Linked DNA regions of Mus musculus: region 1 is linked to region 2. A link is a loop called in an ENCODE intact Hi-C map of the cell type or tissue named here. Cell type or tissue: left cerebral cortex. All regions are shown on one strand.

Region 1 (8,000 bases), 50 kb after region 2:
CTTCTGTCCTCCCACCTCAATAAATGTACTCAAGATAGACTCCCACTGATATGCCCCTAAGCCATCCAGATTTAGACACTTCCTTACTGAGACTCCATCCCAGATGTTTCTAGATTGTATCAGATTGACAATTAAAACTACCTATCAGCACTGGACAAGACAGGCTGGCTTTCCTAGGCCTCAGAGCATCTGTTTCTGCTCATCAAACACTTGCATTGGTTGTATTGCAGTTCCACCTTACTCATTCTACAATGTTGTCACGTCATGTTATGTCTTAGGCAGGACAAGGAAAAGACTGCTGTCAATCAGTTGTAGGATGGCAGTGACTATGAAGAACTGAGTATGGAAATACTTGTGCTGGTGTCAGCACTAAGCGAGACTTGTTAGGGAAAGATTCATACGTTTGGGGATTGAGGTGGGACTCCAGTGCATCCAGCCTGTACCTCTAACCTCTAGAGTGGATGCTTTAAATCCCTTTTCCCCCTGGCTGTGCTGCTCTTGGATGGAGGAGCTGGGATTCCCATGTTTGATTCCAAAGCCCCAGGCTTCTCTGCCTTTCTGTCTGGGCGTGCGATACCAGGCAGGTTAGCCCCTAGCCCTCAGTTCCTCCTCTGGAGTGGAAGTTCTGAAGCCCACAGTTCACACCGTGGGTACCCAGCTCTCCCACCGCAAGCCTACCTCTTCTTTATTCCTCTAGAGCAAGACCTCGGCCAGGATCTACCCCACCTACCACACAGCATTTGATACATTTGATTATGTGGAGAAGTTTCTGGACCCTGGTGAGGAGGGGACAGGGGCATTCTGAAGCTGACAGAAGGATGGGCTGAAGATGCAGCCCTGGCCTTGGGTCCCCTCCTAGGTTTCAGCAGCCACCAAGCTGTGGCCCGGACTGCTGGGAGCGTGCTTCTCCGGCTCAGTGACAGCCTCTTCCTGCCCCTCAATGTCAGTGACTATAGTGAGACACTACAGAGTTTCCTGCAGGCTGCTCAAGAGGCCCTTGGCACCCAGTTAGAGAAACAGAACATCAGCCTGGGTACGCACACCCCAACATGGAGTCTCGGGGAACCCTGTATCCCCAGGTAGGGCTAAGCCATGTGTTCCCCACTCAGGGCCTTTGGTGACTGCAGTGGCGAACTTTAAGGCTGCAGCTGCATCCTTGGGTGAGCACATCTTGACCCTGCAGAAGAGCAGCCCTGAGTGAGTGTCAGCAGAGGGCAGGTGTCTGGGAGGGGGCACCTGGCATGCATGGAGCTGGCAGCTGAACTGCTGGCTTGCAGTGAAGTGACGCACACGCTCTTCAGTCCTCTGCAGGTACGAATGGTCAATGACCAGCTGATGCTCTTAGAACGGGCATTCCTGAACCCAAGGGCTTTCCCAGAGGAGAGGCACTACAGGTGAGCCTATGCCAAAGCTCTGGGGAGGAGGGGTGGAGCGATGGCCCCCTCCCCAGAGCTTTCCTGTGTCACTATGCAATCCACTTCACTGATGGCTGGGGACTGAGGCCCAGCCTGCACTGCTGTAAGCCCTTGCATTCAGAGAGCAGACCCAAGTTGCATGCTACGTGTCGACAATGCTGAGTTCCAGGTAACCTCTCACTGACCCTCTGCTCGCCATCTCTCCTCAGCCACGTGCTCTGGGCGCCCAACACGGCCTCTGTAGACACATTCCCAGGTCTGGCCAACGCTTATGCCAAGGCCCAGGAAATCAACTCCGGATCTGAAGCTTGGGCTGAAGTACAGAGGCAGCTTAGCATTGTAGTAACGGCCCTGGAGGGTGCGGCAGCCACCCTGGTACCTGTGGCTGACCTCTGACCCAGCCCTGTCCCTTGGGCTTTTTCTTGCACCTCTCACACCTGTATGTTCCAGTCTTTCCTGAGGCCAGGAGTAGGTAGATCAGCAAACACTCAAGCTTTTAAAGCAACAGCTGGGGTCCCTGCAGTTAAGGACACCTGCTCACGGTAGTGGGTGAAACTGGGGCCCAAAGTAGTGTAGAGTCTAGCCCATTGTTCAGCCTGCTTTCTTCTTCCCCTGCACTCTCTCTCCCCTCTTTTTTTTTTTTGGTTTTTCGAGACAGGGTTTCTCTGTGTAGCCCTGGCTGTCCTGGAACTCACTCTGTAGACCAGGCTGGCCTCGAACTCAGAAATCCACCTGCCTCTGCCTCCCGAGTGCTGGGATTTAAAGGCGTGCGCCACTACGCCCGGTTTCTCTCTCCCCTCTTAACCCTCAAATAAATGAAGTCTAAAAGTTCCTGTTATTGTTTGGAGATCATAATGAGTTCCTTTTATTGTTTGGGAATTATGAAAAAGAAGCCAGGTGCTCTGACCCAGGCCTTGTGGGAGACGAGACCCTCTCAAGCTGCAGAGCCAGGTCTGTGAATGTCACCTTCCTCAGCCATGACCACATCTTCCAGGGTGTGTCCCTGCAACTTATTCCCCACTAATATGTGGTAGGCACCAGGGGGTGGGAGTCCTTCCTCAGAGTATTGACCCCTCAGGAATACAACTCTGTCTTTATCCAAGGTCAGTCCATGGGCCTGGCACAGGTCCCGTGCTTCCTGGAGTCCATCCAGGGCCAGAAAGTGTTCTATGAAGTCCAAAGGCAAGGTCTGTCCCTTAGGAGTGCTCAGGGCACGGGACAGGCGGGCTAGAGCTTTGCGGCGGGCATACCCAATGTGTTCCTGCACTGCGCAGCTCTGTAGGTAGGGTAAGGTGCGAAGCAGGCGAAACAGTCGGGCATGGTTGTCTTCCCGGAAGGCAGCGTCAACAGCCAACGCCGCCTGAAGGGGTGGGCAGGCACGCAGGGCAGCAGGCAGCTGTAGAACCTCCTGCAGGGCTTCCACAGAACCTACAAAGGCAAGCAGCAGAAAGACACAAGGATGCTTGATGCTTTCTGGGTCAGGCATACCTCCCATCCCACCCCCTCCAGGCCCAAGCTATTTATATACACCTCTAGTTCCAGGCAAACTCGTTTCCAGAGCTTGGCTCTGCCCACCTGCCAGCTCCAGTCATGTTCCCTCAGAGAGGCTACCCCACTTCCTCTCTCCTCTTCTAAGAAAGACCCAGCCATCTGATCCTTCTCTGGTCTTTTTGAGGTGCCACAAGACCAGACCTCCTTCAATCTAAATCCTTACAAGGCAGTGTTGTACATTTACATAGGGACACAGGCCAACATAACATAAAGGCTTGCCTGGAGCACAGGCTATTATGCTAGACCCAAACTTAAGGCTTCTGACTCAGGGTTCCCACTGCAGCCTGAGGGCACTGGCTTCCCTACACTTTCCCCTCTATCTGCAAGGGTCACTGTTGGAGGATGACTTGGCCCTAGTTTCCTTTCCAGGAAATCTTGGTACTGGAATCTTGGGCCACTTTTCTTAAATTAGTGAATTTAAGAGTCACTGTGTGTAGCCGGGTAGTGGTGGTGCACGCCTTTTATACCAGCACTTGGGAGGTAGAGGCAGGCCGATTTCTGGGTTCTGGGTTCGAGGCAAGCCTAGTCTACAAAGTGAGTTCCAGGACTGCCAGGGCTACACAGAGAAACCCTGTCTGGAAAAAAGAAAAAAAAGAAAAAACAAAGAGTCACTGTGTGCATGTATGATACAAATATATTGTCTCCACATATAAAATCATCAAAGAATCTGCCTGCCTCTGCCTCCAAAGTGTTCCCATACAAGGCGCCTGTTACCACGCCCACTGGACTTTCCTATAATTAAATCACCCATAGAAGGGAATCTTTTAGCACCTCCTGTTAGATATGTTTATGGGCCAGCCCACGGAGCAGTTCTTATAAGTTTGGAAAGCGCTTTCTAGGTCAACTCTCTCAGTACTATCCTACCTCCTTCCACCTCTACTATGTAGAAAACAGCCAATTTGAGAATGTCAGACCTGAGGTCCCACGTCGGGACTTTTACCAACTGACTTTCCCAAGAAGAAGCTATTGCTGGGGGATGGAAGTTACAGTACTCCCAAGCTATAGTTCGCCGTTGCTGCTACAATTGCGTCTTCCCCACCCCAGGCTCCTCGGGTCCCCGCACTTAGTTCTCTGGGATCGACTCACCCAAGTTGTAGAGCAGAAAGAGGCCCTGAAAAGCAGCCTGGCGGGGGTAGGGGCCTTTGCCCCGCGCGTAGCAGCGCCGCAGCGAACCGAAGCCTTCCTGCACCTGAGTCTGAAGCAGCACCGGGTCCGCGGCTCCGCGCGTCTCTTCTGGCCGCACCCGCGCCACCACGGCCAGCAGCGTGGCCAGCGCAGCCTCCAGCACTGTCGCTGCGTCCGCGTCGTCCACGCCCTGCAGCGACAGATCTAGCCGCACTGCGCGCAGGCGGTCGGCCACAAAGCTCGCCACCTCCGCGCACGACACGTCGCCGCGGCCAGCCACCTCACCGGCCAGATAACGCACGGTGGCTAAGAGCACTGGCGGCGGCCGCAGCAGGCTTGGCGGGGGCCGGGGTTTGCCCGCTGCCGGCCGGCTGTACTCCTTCACTGTGCGCTTGGGGTCGGCTCGGGGAGCGTTCCCACGGCCGCCTGGCTCCACCTCCAGTCGGTGCAGGCGGCGCTCGCGCTCGCGTCGGGCGCGCTCGGCGGCCGGGCACATGTCTGGGCACAGGCCCATGGGTAGTTTGCAGCCGGACATGGTAGGGGTGTGGGTAGAGGACGCACACTCAGCATCGCCGGGCCAGCGGAAGCGCGGCACTGCATCCTGCCGTGGGCTCGAGGGACAGACTCGAGCCCCAGTCTGGCCAAACGCAGCCTGCCGCGGCTTTCTCGATTTGCCGCTCCCGCGGCCTTTAGAAACGCCTCCCATAATCCATCGCGCCTGGCTTCGGTTTTCCCCCTTAAATCGTCCCATGATGCATCGGTTTGTAGTCCCGCGACGCAGGCCACACCTCCCCAGGGCTGGGATTTGTTGGTTTAGCTTTTTGTTCTTAGGGCTCTCGAAGTAGCAAGTCCTGCTTTACGTACGTGTCTATTATTTCTTTAACACACTCAGCTAGTGCTGCGTGCCTGTCATTCTTCATTGTTTCCCTATGCGTTTTGTTTTAACTGTGTACCTTTGCATGGTCTGGAAGTCACTATATAGACCAGGCTGACTCAGTAGAGATCCGCCTGTCTCTTTGCCTTCCAATTCCCGGATTAAAGGCGCGGCCACTCATTCATAGTTATTATTAGCATTCTGTCTAAGCTTCACTTCACAGTTAGCTGACAACAACCAGGTAGGCTCCACCCAACAGCTACCTGGCAACAGTCAGGTAGGCCTGACCCATTATAAAAGGGGCTGCTTGCCCCCTCCTCTCTCTTGCCTTCTTGCTCCTGCTCTAGTCCCTTGCCCCTCCCCCTCCCTGTGCTCATGGCCAGCTTCTAATTCTCTACTCCTCTACTTCTCTCTCCCCCCCTCCTCTCTCTGCCTTTCTCTGCCTCTAGTACCCTCTTAACTCCCCTTCCCATGTCCTGAATAAATTCTACTATTACCATCGCTTGGCTGGTCCCTCAGGGGGATAGGATGCCTTGGCAAGGGCCAGCTGAAGCACCTCAATGGAACATATTCCTCCTCTCTTTATCTTCTTATAAACATAATGGGTATGATGTGCCAGACACCGCTTATTCAACTCTGTTGGTACAATGTAAACTCAACCACAGACAATAATAAGCAAATGGACCTGGTTGTGTTCAGGCATGTGTTTTACTCACACGTATTTAAATTTTATGAGATTTTCACTAGTCAAAGAATCTTTTTTCTTCCAACCATAAAAAAAAAGAAAGAAAGAGAAGAAGAGAAAAGGAAAGGAAAGGAAAGAAAGAGAAAGGAAGGAAGGCTCTCAAGGGCCTTACAAAAAAGGCAGTGGGCCAGGTCTGGCTACAGACTCTGGTCTAGATGGGTGAACTGACAGGTTAGGGGCCCAGATGCCACTCACATAGAACAGATAGGCAGGATCAGAAGTTCAAGTCTAATTCCAAGGAGGCAGGCAGGTCAGAGCTGAGAAGTCTTTGCTTTTCTTATACTTGATCCAGTTAATACAGATATGGCCCCTGGTAGTCATACGAGCAGGAAGCACGGCCAGGTCCCAAAGAGAGCAGTGGGGGTGGCTGGCAGTGCTGGAGCTGACATCCCAGGAAGGGTCCACCCCTTAGGGCAAGTGTGTGTGAAGCATCTCTGCCCGCTTCAGGTACTCGGCTGCCTTCTTCTTCACACCTTCCCGGCGGGCAGGGGATGGGTCACCTGGAGGAAGCAGATGGCCCACCTACATTCAGAACCCAGGTCATAATGTGTCCTTTCCCTCCCTGGGTCCTCCTGTCTTTGCCTCATTTTATGAGGCTATTAAAAAAAATAAGGGAAAATTCTGCCCAGTGTCTCCAGTTGACCTGTGAGAAACAGATGTTCACGGTCCCTCTTTCTTTCTTTAGAATGTATTGTATGTGTGTGAGTGAGCACGGGAGGGTCAGCGGGCAACCTTGGGTGTAGGTCTTCCCCTATCACCGTGTCTGTCGTCTGTCGGAGATAAGATCTCTCTGTTCTCTGCAGCCTATGCCAGGTTCAGCTGCCCTCGAGTTTTTGGGGATTCTCCTGTCCCTGCTTCCCATCTTGTCATGGGTACGTTTGCTGGAACCGTCTCTGCTGGTGCACACTGTTATGTGTGGCTCTGGGCATTTAGTTCAGGTCTTCTGCTTGCACGGCACTCACTTTACCGACTGCACCACCTCCCCTGGTCCTTTGCTTTCTACTTTCCCTCCTCCCTACTGCCCTACCCACCTGAGACACCCTGCAGAAGAATGTGCACCCCATCTTGGTAGCCTTGGAGAGCAGCAGCGTAGGCGCCAGCCTTTTCATTCCGCAGGGCTTGAGTGATGAGCTCTGTGGCCTGGCCAAGGTAAGCTGGGGCAGGCTCTCCATCCTCAGCTTCTTCCTCCTCCTGTCCTCCTGGCTCCCAGGGTTCCTGGTCCAGCCTTTTGGACTCTACCTCAATGGCTGCCAGCTCACCTGTGTGGGTAGGGCTGGGGCCTGTACTTTCTGTAATAAAACAGGGAGGAGTGAGGGCAGACTGGCCCTCTCTTTCTCAGGGCCTGTTGCCCACCCCAGGACACCAAACTGTCCCACTGAATTCACTTGAGTAGAAGGAAGCAGCTGGGATCTGTTTCCTTGGTTTGGCTCAGGAGGTTTTGTAACGGCTTAGTGGATTATTACTGCTGCATGGGAGAGTGCATGCGTGAGTGCATGCGTGAGTGCAGGTATGAGTGCAGGCGTGAGTGCAGGTGTGAGCATGCCATGGCTGGAGGACAGGTTCTGGGTTGGTTTGTTTGTTTTAATCATTTACAGTGGAATCTGGGATGGAACCAGGTTGCCAGGTTCATAAGGTAGGGCTTTCACCTTCTGAGCCATCTTGCTGGCCCATGACCTTGAACTTCTGGTCTTTCTGCTTCTGCCTCTCAAGTGCTAGGATGCAGGGTGCGTGCCACCAAGGCCAGACACAGCAAGTCTGTGAGCAATAGGACCCTATGGTGATATGCTACCCAGAGTTTGCCCGGAGAGGAGGACTCCCTCCATCCTCCAGCTCCATCCTCCTGGGCTCCTCCCAGAGCTGCTCACAGCCACAGAGGGTCTCCCTTCACACCCCTTAGTTCCGCTACCCCACACCTGCTCCTTACCCTCTTTGGAGTAAGGGTCGAAAAGGGCAAGTTCAGCCTCAGAGAGGGGACCTCGAGCCAGGGAGCTGGAAGCTTCCTCCGTACTGTCACAGCTGAAGAGAAGGTCCAAGGCCTCCTGGGCAGGGCTGGACGGGAGGGGATCCACTGAGGAGAGACCAGAGGGACAGATGTCTGTACCTACTGTTGCTCCGATTTCAAAACAGTCTTGATTAGCCCTTGCAGCAGCCATGGGTATTGACAGGGCCACCAATAGGTTGCCAGATCCTATCTGATAGGTGAGCAAACTGAGCTCAGAAGGGAAGATGACCTGTTCAGAGGTCCTCCCCAGGAGGACGGTGGGACTGCCCACCCCTATGTTTTCCCCTG
Region 2 (8,000 bases):
ATGAAGGGCCCTCCTACTGACCCTTAAGGAGGCAGATGAGCAAGGCCATGGGCAACCCCAGAGGCTGTGGATGGTACAACAGGAACTGGGCCTGCAGGCTGTAGGTGAATGGTACCCAAGCTAGATCTCCAAAGACCAGCATGAAGCCAAAACCATCATGTATTATGTCCATGGTGGTGAGGACAGACTCCTGCAGGAACATGACCCAGATACTGGCTTAGTCCAGATGACATCCTCAAGATCCCCTGCTTGCCTCTTGCTCTCCAATCCAGTCTCACCTCATACCAGAGGGCATCACCCACATACAGCAACTGGAAGCCATTGACCAGCCACATAGCCAGGGAAGGACTCCCCCGAAGCTCTGCCTCCTGCATCAGCAGGGCCAGGTTAATGAAAACCTAAAGGAAGTGAGGACAGGGCCATTGTCTGAAGTGGAGCATCTGGGTAGAACAGTGCCGACCTCGCCCTCCTTCCAGCTGCCCGCTCACATGTTGAATGGATCCAGGTCGTGTACTCGAGACACACTGGATTGCGACTCTGCCTTGACTTAAAACTCCTGCCTTGGAATCTGAGCTTTATCACTTGGGCAGAATATGTCTCTTTGCTAAAACTCACGTCCCCACTGCCATATGGAAACAGGAGTAATCAGGGCCCCGCCTTGAGTTCTTGTTGGAACACTAATATGTTTGTAGAGCTAAGAATTGGCTTATTATGAACCTAAATTTTGTACCCTCTTCCTCCTCCTCCTCCCTTTTTTTTTTTTTTTTTTTTCCGAGACAGGGTTTCTCTGTATAGTCTTGGCTGTCCTGGAACTCACTTTGTAGACCAGGCTGGCCTCGAACTCAGAAATCCACCTGTCTCTGCCTCCCAAGTGCTGGGATTAAAGGCGTGCGACACCACCACCTGGCCCCCCTCCTCCTCCTCCTTTTTGTCATCTTCTTTATAAGTCAGAGTTTGGGGCTGGAGAGATGACCTCTTCCAAAGGTCATGAGTTTAATTCCCAGCAACCACATGGTGGTTCACAACCATCCATAACAAGTTCTGTCGCCCTCTTCTAGAGTGTCTAAAGATAGCTACAGTGTACTTTAATAAATAAATAAATATTTTTTTAAAAGGGGTGGGCTGGAGAGATGGCTCAGTGGATAAGAGCACTGACTGCTCTTCCAAAGATCATGAGCTCAATTCCCAGTAACCACATGGTGGCTCACAACCATCTGTAAAGAGATCTGATGCCCTCTTCTGGTGTGTCTGGAAACAGCTACAGTGTACTCATATAAATCAAATACATCTTTAAAAAATATAAATAAGTCAGGGTTTCTTTGTGTATCCCTCGCTGTCCTGAAACTTTTTCTGTAGACCAGGCTAGCTTCGAACTCAGAGATCCACCTGTCTCTGCCAAAGTGCTGGATTAAGGGTGTGCACCACCACTGCCTGGCTTTAGACTCTCTTTCTAGTAGCTCCAGTGGCCTGAATAGTGTAGTTTCTTCAGTAATACTGATGTGGTATTTTCTTGAGAGAGAGAGTGAGAGAGAGAGAGAGAGAGAGAGAGAGAGAGAGTTTCACTAAGTAGCTTTGGTTGATTTGGAACCATATAGACCAGGCTGGCCTTGAACTCACAGAGATCTGCCTGCTATTGCCTCTGGAGTGCTGGGATCAAAGGCATGCCCTACTACACCCAGCCCTCACAGGAAATTGTAGAAGAAAATTTCATTCAATCCTGTTTTATGAGTGAGAAAATAACCTTATATTCTGGCATATATGTTGACAGGCCAGTCTCCGATTAATGTTGGGACTAGGCCTGGTGGGATTGTAGTAACTGTAATCCTAGTTACTTGATTAGCTGAGGGAAGTAGAAGGAACCTTGATTTTGAGACTAGTCTGGACTATCCGAGTGAGACCTGTTTCAAAACTAAACCAAATCCAAACTCAGATTCAGTGGACATGGGCACTCCTGCCTCTACAGTGAAGGCAGGACCTTGCCTGAGCCCCTTTGGAGCTCTTGGCCACCACCCATGTACCCCATGTACATGTGATCTTAACACAAGAACAGCTGGCCTGTTGTCAAGGCCACCAATGACAAACAAGGTGTTAAATCTGACAATCCCTGGAGGCAGTTGCCTGGTCCTTCAAGCTTCTCCTTAGCTGTCTTTGAAGTTGATTTTATATTTGGCCGCTACATCCGAAGCTGCACCTGCTTTCCCAGCTCGCTGCCTGCTTTGCTCCCCCATACAGCCTGTCATCACTGTGGTATAGATTTAGTTTTGTGGTGCTAGGGTTGGAATCTAGGGCTTTATGTACATAAGCCAAATGCGCGCGCTCTCTCTCTCTCTCTCTCAAGATTTTATATTAAAAACCCTCTTGTTCTATTAAAGCAAAACCATAGGTTCATAACACAGCAACATATTGGCAAATGAATGAATGAATGATTGCTGCCCACCCAGCAATGCTAGCCCACTCTGCTCTTCTCCTGGCCCAAGTCCAGCAGAATTAAGTCCAGCATGTCAGCATACCCAGCCAATGAGGCCAGGTCTCAGCTCACAGAAATATTTGAAGTCAAAGGAACCGAGGCGAGGGTTCAGCTCCCGTCCAAGAAAGAAGTCATACATGGAATTTCCTGGGGAACAACAGAAGGTGAAGGCACACCAGGTATGCATGCATCCCACCTACCTCATCCCTACCTCACTGGGACCCTTCTCACCTGAGTTTCCCCCAGGAGCCAGGGCTGAGGCAGGAGCTACCAAAGCCTTCGCATAGAGGAGGAGGCTGAAGATAAAGCTGGTGAGAGTGGTCGCAAAGGCCAAGGGCAGGAGCATTCCAGGGAGTGCCCCCAGGGGCAGCCCCACTGACACCCCCAGCCCCATCAACAGGGCTGTTAGCACCAGAGCCTGGAAGCCTGAACCACAGCACAGAGTGAGCCCTGGGGTGGCTTGCATACTTCCAAAGCCAACACACACACACACACACACACACACACACACACGCAGTTCTGGGAGAACATTGGCCATTGGCCTGGAGCTGAGTAGTAGCAAAAGAGGTAGATGCACGGCGAGGTTCCCATAAGGGCACAAACATGTCATCAGAGCTGGTCCATAAACCTCCCACCACCCTTGGAACCCACCCCAACCCATGTTAACTGCGATTCAGGGAGGGGGGGGAACCCCAGTCACCATTAATAGGGTAGCGCAGGCGACTCTTGTCCTTCAGTTCCAGGCCTTCGGCCACCTGCGGGTACAGGGCAGGTTTTATAAGAGCTGGGGATGACTTCCCAGGCTCCAGCCCTCCCTGCACCCTCCTCCCTGGTGTGTTAAAACAGATCACACACCTTGCGTGCAGGCAGCAAATAGAGCGCCACCTGCAGGCCGAGCCAGATGAACAATAGCAGCAGAGCCCATGGGCTCCACAGCTCCTCCAGCCCAGGCAGATAGGCCGGTAGGGCCAGGAGGCGCGCCGGGCCCGAGCGAGCCGCCAGGAGCAGGTGGAACATGGTGGCAGGCAGCAGGATCAGTAAAGCCGCGACGCCTGGAAAGAGGGCCACTGTGTAGCGTGACTGCTCCCAAGAGCTCTCTCAAGTCCTCGGGCGCCTTGAGTCACCTGCCTGCTTAGCAGTTTCCCAGCGCCATACTCCTATCTTAATTTTCATCTTGTTCCTCTGCCCTCTGGCATTCCCAAAGACCATCCTGCTCTCCCAACTGTCTTTCATTACACAAACTCCCCGCTGTGCTGCTGTCAGCACTCCCTCCTCTTCTGCAGACACCCCGACACCCGCGCACCGGATCCTTCTGCTCCGAGCCTTCTATAGAGCTCGTATCCTATCCTGCTCCCGTTAAGTGGCATCAGGTCAGCCTCCACCCCAAACCTTCCCATTTACCCAACGGCCCCCCGAATTCCAGTGGGGCCTGGGAGGCCTCACGAGAAGTCATGATCTCTGCTTTGCCGGGGAACAATGGTTCACAAAAGTCGATCAAGGAAACACAAACCGCCCCATGCCGGGTTATGGCTCTGCATCAGACACGGAGGTGGAAAAGCTGCTGCTCTTGTTCATTGATCTTTAAATGGACGCGCCCTCTGCCCACCCTGGGCCCAGCACAGTAGCCAATCAGCGCTGGGAGGCGGGCCCCATGCTGGCGCCTCAGAAGCTTCGGCACTGAAACCCAACCCGGGCGGGTCCCGCCCCTGCAGGCAAGAGGAAGGAGGAGGACACATAAGTTTATTAGAAGGATCCATGAACCCGCCAGCGGGGAAGGGCCTCTAGGATGAGAACAGGGCACAGGGAGGACAGGGCGATAGGGCTACTACGCGACTCGTTGGCAGATTCTAGCCGCGCTCGCAGATGACCTCGACAACACTAGGTTCCATGGGCACTGGGTCGGGACAGCGCAGAGCAGCTGAGGCTACTACTTCGTCCAGCAGCAGGTGCACTAGCTCCTCATCAGCCACAAAGCGCCACAAGTAAAGCTGCAGGAAGTGGCAGTCCACCTGCACCTGCTGCAGCCCAAAGCGCCCAAAGGTGCGTAGGCGCACACACTCCAGTAGTGTCTTCAAGCTGATCTTAATGATGCCAGTCAGCACCGACACCTGCAGGTGGACACAGGGATGCAGCTCAGGATTGCCGTCTTTTGGGGAGGAGGATACATCCAAATTCTGAGCAGAGGCAAGGGAGATAAAGACAGAAATTTCTAGGGCTCAGCTAAGAAGGGAACAATGCAATGTTGCCACCATAAAGGCGAGGGCAGGTAAACCCCGGTGGTCAGATCAGAGATGGGGCCTCATGAATACGATGGGCAGCAGTCACCACTGACTACAAAGTAAAATGGAGGAAAGATATTGCTGAGCTTGGGCTTCGGAGGGGCAGAGATCAAGATATGAGTGGGAACCCCCGATGACTAAAGACTAGTTTGGAGAGTAAAGTGTGGACAAGGTGGTTTTGCTCTGGACCTAGAGACAGAGATTACGTAAAGTGATCTTTAATTCTGCTCAGATGTGGTCCTAGGGCTCTCTGGGTTAGTGTGGGAGCCACCCTTCCCCTGGGATGTAGAGGAGAAGGTACTTCAGACCTTGTTGAATTCCACGGGGCTGAACACATCGATCCGTTCAGAGAACAGCTTCTGAATATTGCTCAGGAGGTTTGTGTCCATGGGAGCACTGGAAGGGGGAAAGAAAGAGTGAGAGGCCACTCTGCCCAGCCTCCCTCTTCTGTCTCTCAGGGAGGCTCCTAGCAGCCTGACCTGGGTGTGTAGCTGGGTGCATAGCGGCCCTGCTGCCGGGAGCTGCTGTACACAGAGAAAGTCCTTTTGCTTGAGTCACTGCTCTGGGCCTTCCGGACACCCTCTTCATACAGGAGCCCCACCTGGGGGAGAAAAGATGCGCTGCAAGGTCAGAGCATGGTTACTGACAAAACCTCCCCTCTCTGCTGGTTGAAGAATCCTAGGTATGGTCACCACCTACACAATCAGGGGAGTGGGAGCAAGGCAGGGAAAACCTAGTCTGAAACCCAGTTTTTAGCTCATCCCTGCTTCAGCTTTTTGGGTGACTTTGGGCCTGCACATCCCACAGGTATGAAATGAGGCTTCTAGTGGCACGACATGGGTACAGCCAGACCCCTTTTGTCTTGGTCCTTGGAATCCAGCATGCATTGGGGTTCCAGCAGCCGGCCTGTGGCAGCACCTGGACATCAATAGCTGTAGTGTCCTCCACCACACGCTTCATGACAGCACGCACGTTCCTAGGCTCCAGAGTACTGAGCCAGTCCCGGGTCTCCACACTCTTACGTAGCATCTGGGATATGACCAGGCCTTGCACCTTCACATAGTGAGTCAGCAGCCGCCGTGCTGTCTCTCTGGCCTCTGCACACAGTGTGCTCACGGGTGTAACGGGAGACTGGTCCTAAGTCACAAAAGCAGAGGACAAAGGTTGCAGGTATTAGAGACAGACCAGAAACCACCACCAATGAGGAGGTGAGCAAATCTTGGGAAACTGAGGCTGAGATGAGTGCAGACCACCAGTCTGGTTCCTGTGTTGACAGCATCATGCCCTTTCCCCTCTCCTGAGCCACTTCACCTGCACCAGAAACTGTTCATCAGTGAGTGTGAGGATGTAGGAGATGGTGGCTGTCTCATAATCCAGGCAGAGGCGAGAGAGCAGCAGGAGCAGGGCAGGCGGCGTGGCACCTCCCTTTTCTCCAGGGCTGTCACAGAAGCTCTGGGCTGTCTGGCACATGGAGCGGATGAAACCCACGATGAGGCCCTCACGAACTCCCTGGCTGCAGAACTCGCCCTGTGAAGGGAAGCCCAGATTTACCACGTCCTTTCTCATAGGATGGAGAGGCTCAGCAAAGTCAGAGCACAGGGCTATTCCTCCCTCTTTGCCTTAACCCTCCTCCACAGGCCACCCCACCCTGCTTCCGAGCCTCGGTGGTAAGGCTGGCAGCAGTGAGGTCCCTGGTACCCTTCTAGCTTTAGCCCGGCTGCATAGCATTTTCTCCTCCAGACTGCCTCCTGAGAATGTGACTCCACACGCAGAGTACTTGAGACAGTATTGTGTGGGGCTGGTGACATGTCCCAGGGCTCCCCAAACACTAGTAAAAGGCTGCTGGAGGGCCAGTCAGCAGAACGAATAAGCAAAGCCAAAGGACAGCATACCCTGAAGTAGGGCTTATTGGAGAAGGACACCTCCTTGGCGGTAAAGAGATGCACAGAAGCCAGTGACGTCTTGATGTGGCTTAGGATGGAGCTGGCCACATTGGCCAGCAACTCAGCCAGGCTGGGGCCCTCCTTCCCCGCTAGGCGAGGTGCTGCCAGGGCCTGGCGAACATCCGTCAGGGAGCTCAGGAAGGCAGCCTTCAGACCCTGCAGATGGTGGCTCAGGCGCTCCCGGGCCACTCGCTCCACAATCTCTGTGGCTGACTCTGAAAGCCCAGCAGCGGCCAGCAGGGCCCCAGGTGCTCGCAGGCGCCGGTGGAAGCGATCTAGTGCCCGCACCAGCAGTGAGTTGTCACTACCACCCTGCTCCTGTGCCAGCCGCCGCTCAACCAGTGCAAAGTAGCGGCCGCCCAGCTCCTGCGCAAAGGCTGCCAGCTTCTCCGCACCAGCAGGGCCCTGAGCAGCAAACAGCTCTTGGTAGGCTGCTGCCACCTGGCAGAGGCCACCTACAAAACCATTGCCACCACGGTCGGTGAACTCTAACACATCAGGTGCTGGAGGGGAGGGCCCCAGTTCGGCCTCCAGGCTGCTCAGTTCTTCCTCCAGCCGTCCCCGCGCATGCGCCAGGAACTCCTCGCACAGCTCCTCAGCTGGCTCGCCCAGGGCCAGCAGCAGCTCCACACACTCGGCCTGCTCCGGGGCACCTGAGCAGCCTTCCCTGTAGTGACAGAGATGCAGTGAGGACAGCTTGTGGGCTGCAAGGGAGGAAAAAATGTGGGGGGCACTCGATGTGTTTGGAGAACAATGACCAGGCCCGGAAACCACACCTGAAGCGCTGCCGCAGCTGCTGGGCCAAGCGAGCTGTGATGACCTGGCAGTCATCCTGTATGGCACGGAAGGAGGGCAGGTGCTGGTACTGCTGCAGCACGGCCCTGGCACGACCCTGATAGCGCACTGCCTGCCCATAGGCACCCAGCTCCACACACTTGGTGAGGCGCGAAGGCAGCTCAAAAAGGAACTGCAGCTTCCGCAGTAGTGCATGTACCCCTAGGAGACAGGAAGGGCACGTGAGCTGCAGAGCTCAGGGTGGCTGGCTGCAGGGCCTGGCCAGCACAGAGCCTACCTGCTAGCTTGGTGATGCGCTCGTGTCGGTCCTGTAGCGTGGCGCTGATCCGTGCGCTGAAGTTGGTGATCACTGCCATGTTGGTGGCCAGCCGGTCCATCTCATCTTCCATCTTCCGGAAGTCATTCTTCATCTTTCGAATGGTGTCTAGATGGGCAAGAGTTGAGCGAGGGAAATGGAAACGACTAAGGCAGAGGTACAACTCTCACTGATACCAATGATGTGACTGAAATGGGCGG

The links. Peaks named below come from ENCODE experiments on the same cell type or tissue, not always from the same donor. Only the 100,000 strongest peaks of a DNase experiment are listed, where the experiment ranks them.
Region 1: it touches region 2 in a loop (2.2-fold over the local background); 8 of 42 quality-filtered maps call a loop at or near these places.

What each region holds. Positions count from the first base shown.
Region 1 is chr19:6,113,745-6,121,744 of GRCm38, forward strand. Naaladl1 (N-acetylated alpha-linked acidic dipeptidase-like 1) reads left to right here. Exons shown (of 18, transcript NM_001009546.2): 14 at 698-779; 15 at 860-1,033; 16 at 1,110-1,197; 17 at 1,302-1,394; 18 at 1,625-2,245. The coding sequence ends at 1,811. Sac3d1 (SAC3 domain containing 1) reads right to left here and starts at 4,842. Exons shown (of 2, transcript NM_133678.3): 1 at 4,053-4,842; 2 at 2,260-2,843. The coding sequence starts at 4,842. The coding sequence ends at 2,350. It overlaps Snx15 (sorting nexin 15), which reads right to left. Exons shown (of 8, transcript NM_026912.2): 6 at 7,635-7,778; 7 at 6,742-6,999; 8 at 5,655-6,210. The coding sequence ends at 6,119. In left cerebral cortex, CTCF peaks have their summits at 4,364 and 4,569; DNase peaks (open chromatin) are centred at 2,879, 3,739, 4,348, 4,575 and 1 more place; H3K4me3 peaks cover 2,195 bases; H3K27ac peaks cover 2,350 bases.
Region 2 is chr19:6,063,801-6,071,800 of GRCm38, forward strand. Tm7sf2 (transmembrane 7 superfamily member 2) reads right to left here and starts at 4,050. Exons shown (of 10, transcript NM_028454.2): 1 at 3,869-4,050; 2 at 3,323-3,519; 3 at 3,168-3,222; 4 at 2,699-2,893; 5 at 2,511-2,614; 6 at 279-398; 7 at 22-190. The coding sequence starts at 3,920. Vps51 (VPS51 GARP complex subunit) reads right to left here. Exons shown (of 10, transcript NM_001081041.1): 3 at 7,762-7,908; 4 at 7,466-7,685; 5 at 6,639-7,356; 6 at 6,058-6,273; 7 at 5,665-5,883; 8 at 5,226-5,347; 9 at 5,055-5,142; 10 at 4,042-4,575. The coding sequence ends at 4,315. In left cerebral cortex, CTCF peaks have their summits at 1,243 (motif pointing left), 3,358 (motif pointing left) and 4,155; DNase peaks (open chromatin) are centred at 2,231, 2,561, 3,353 and 4,113; H3K4me3 peaks cover 1,906 bases; H3K27ac peaks cover 2,078 bases.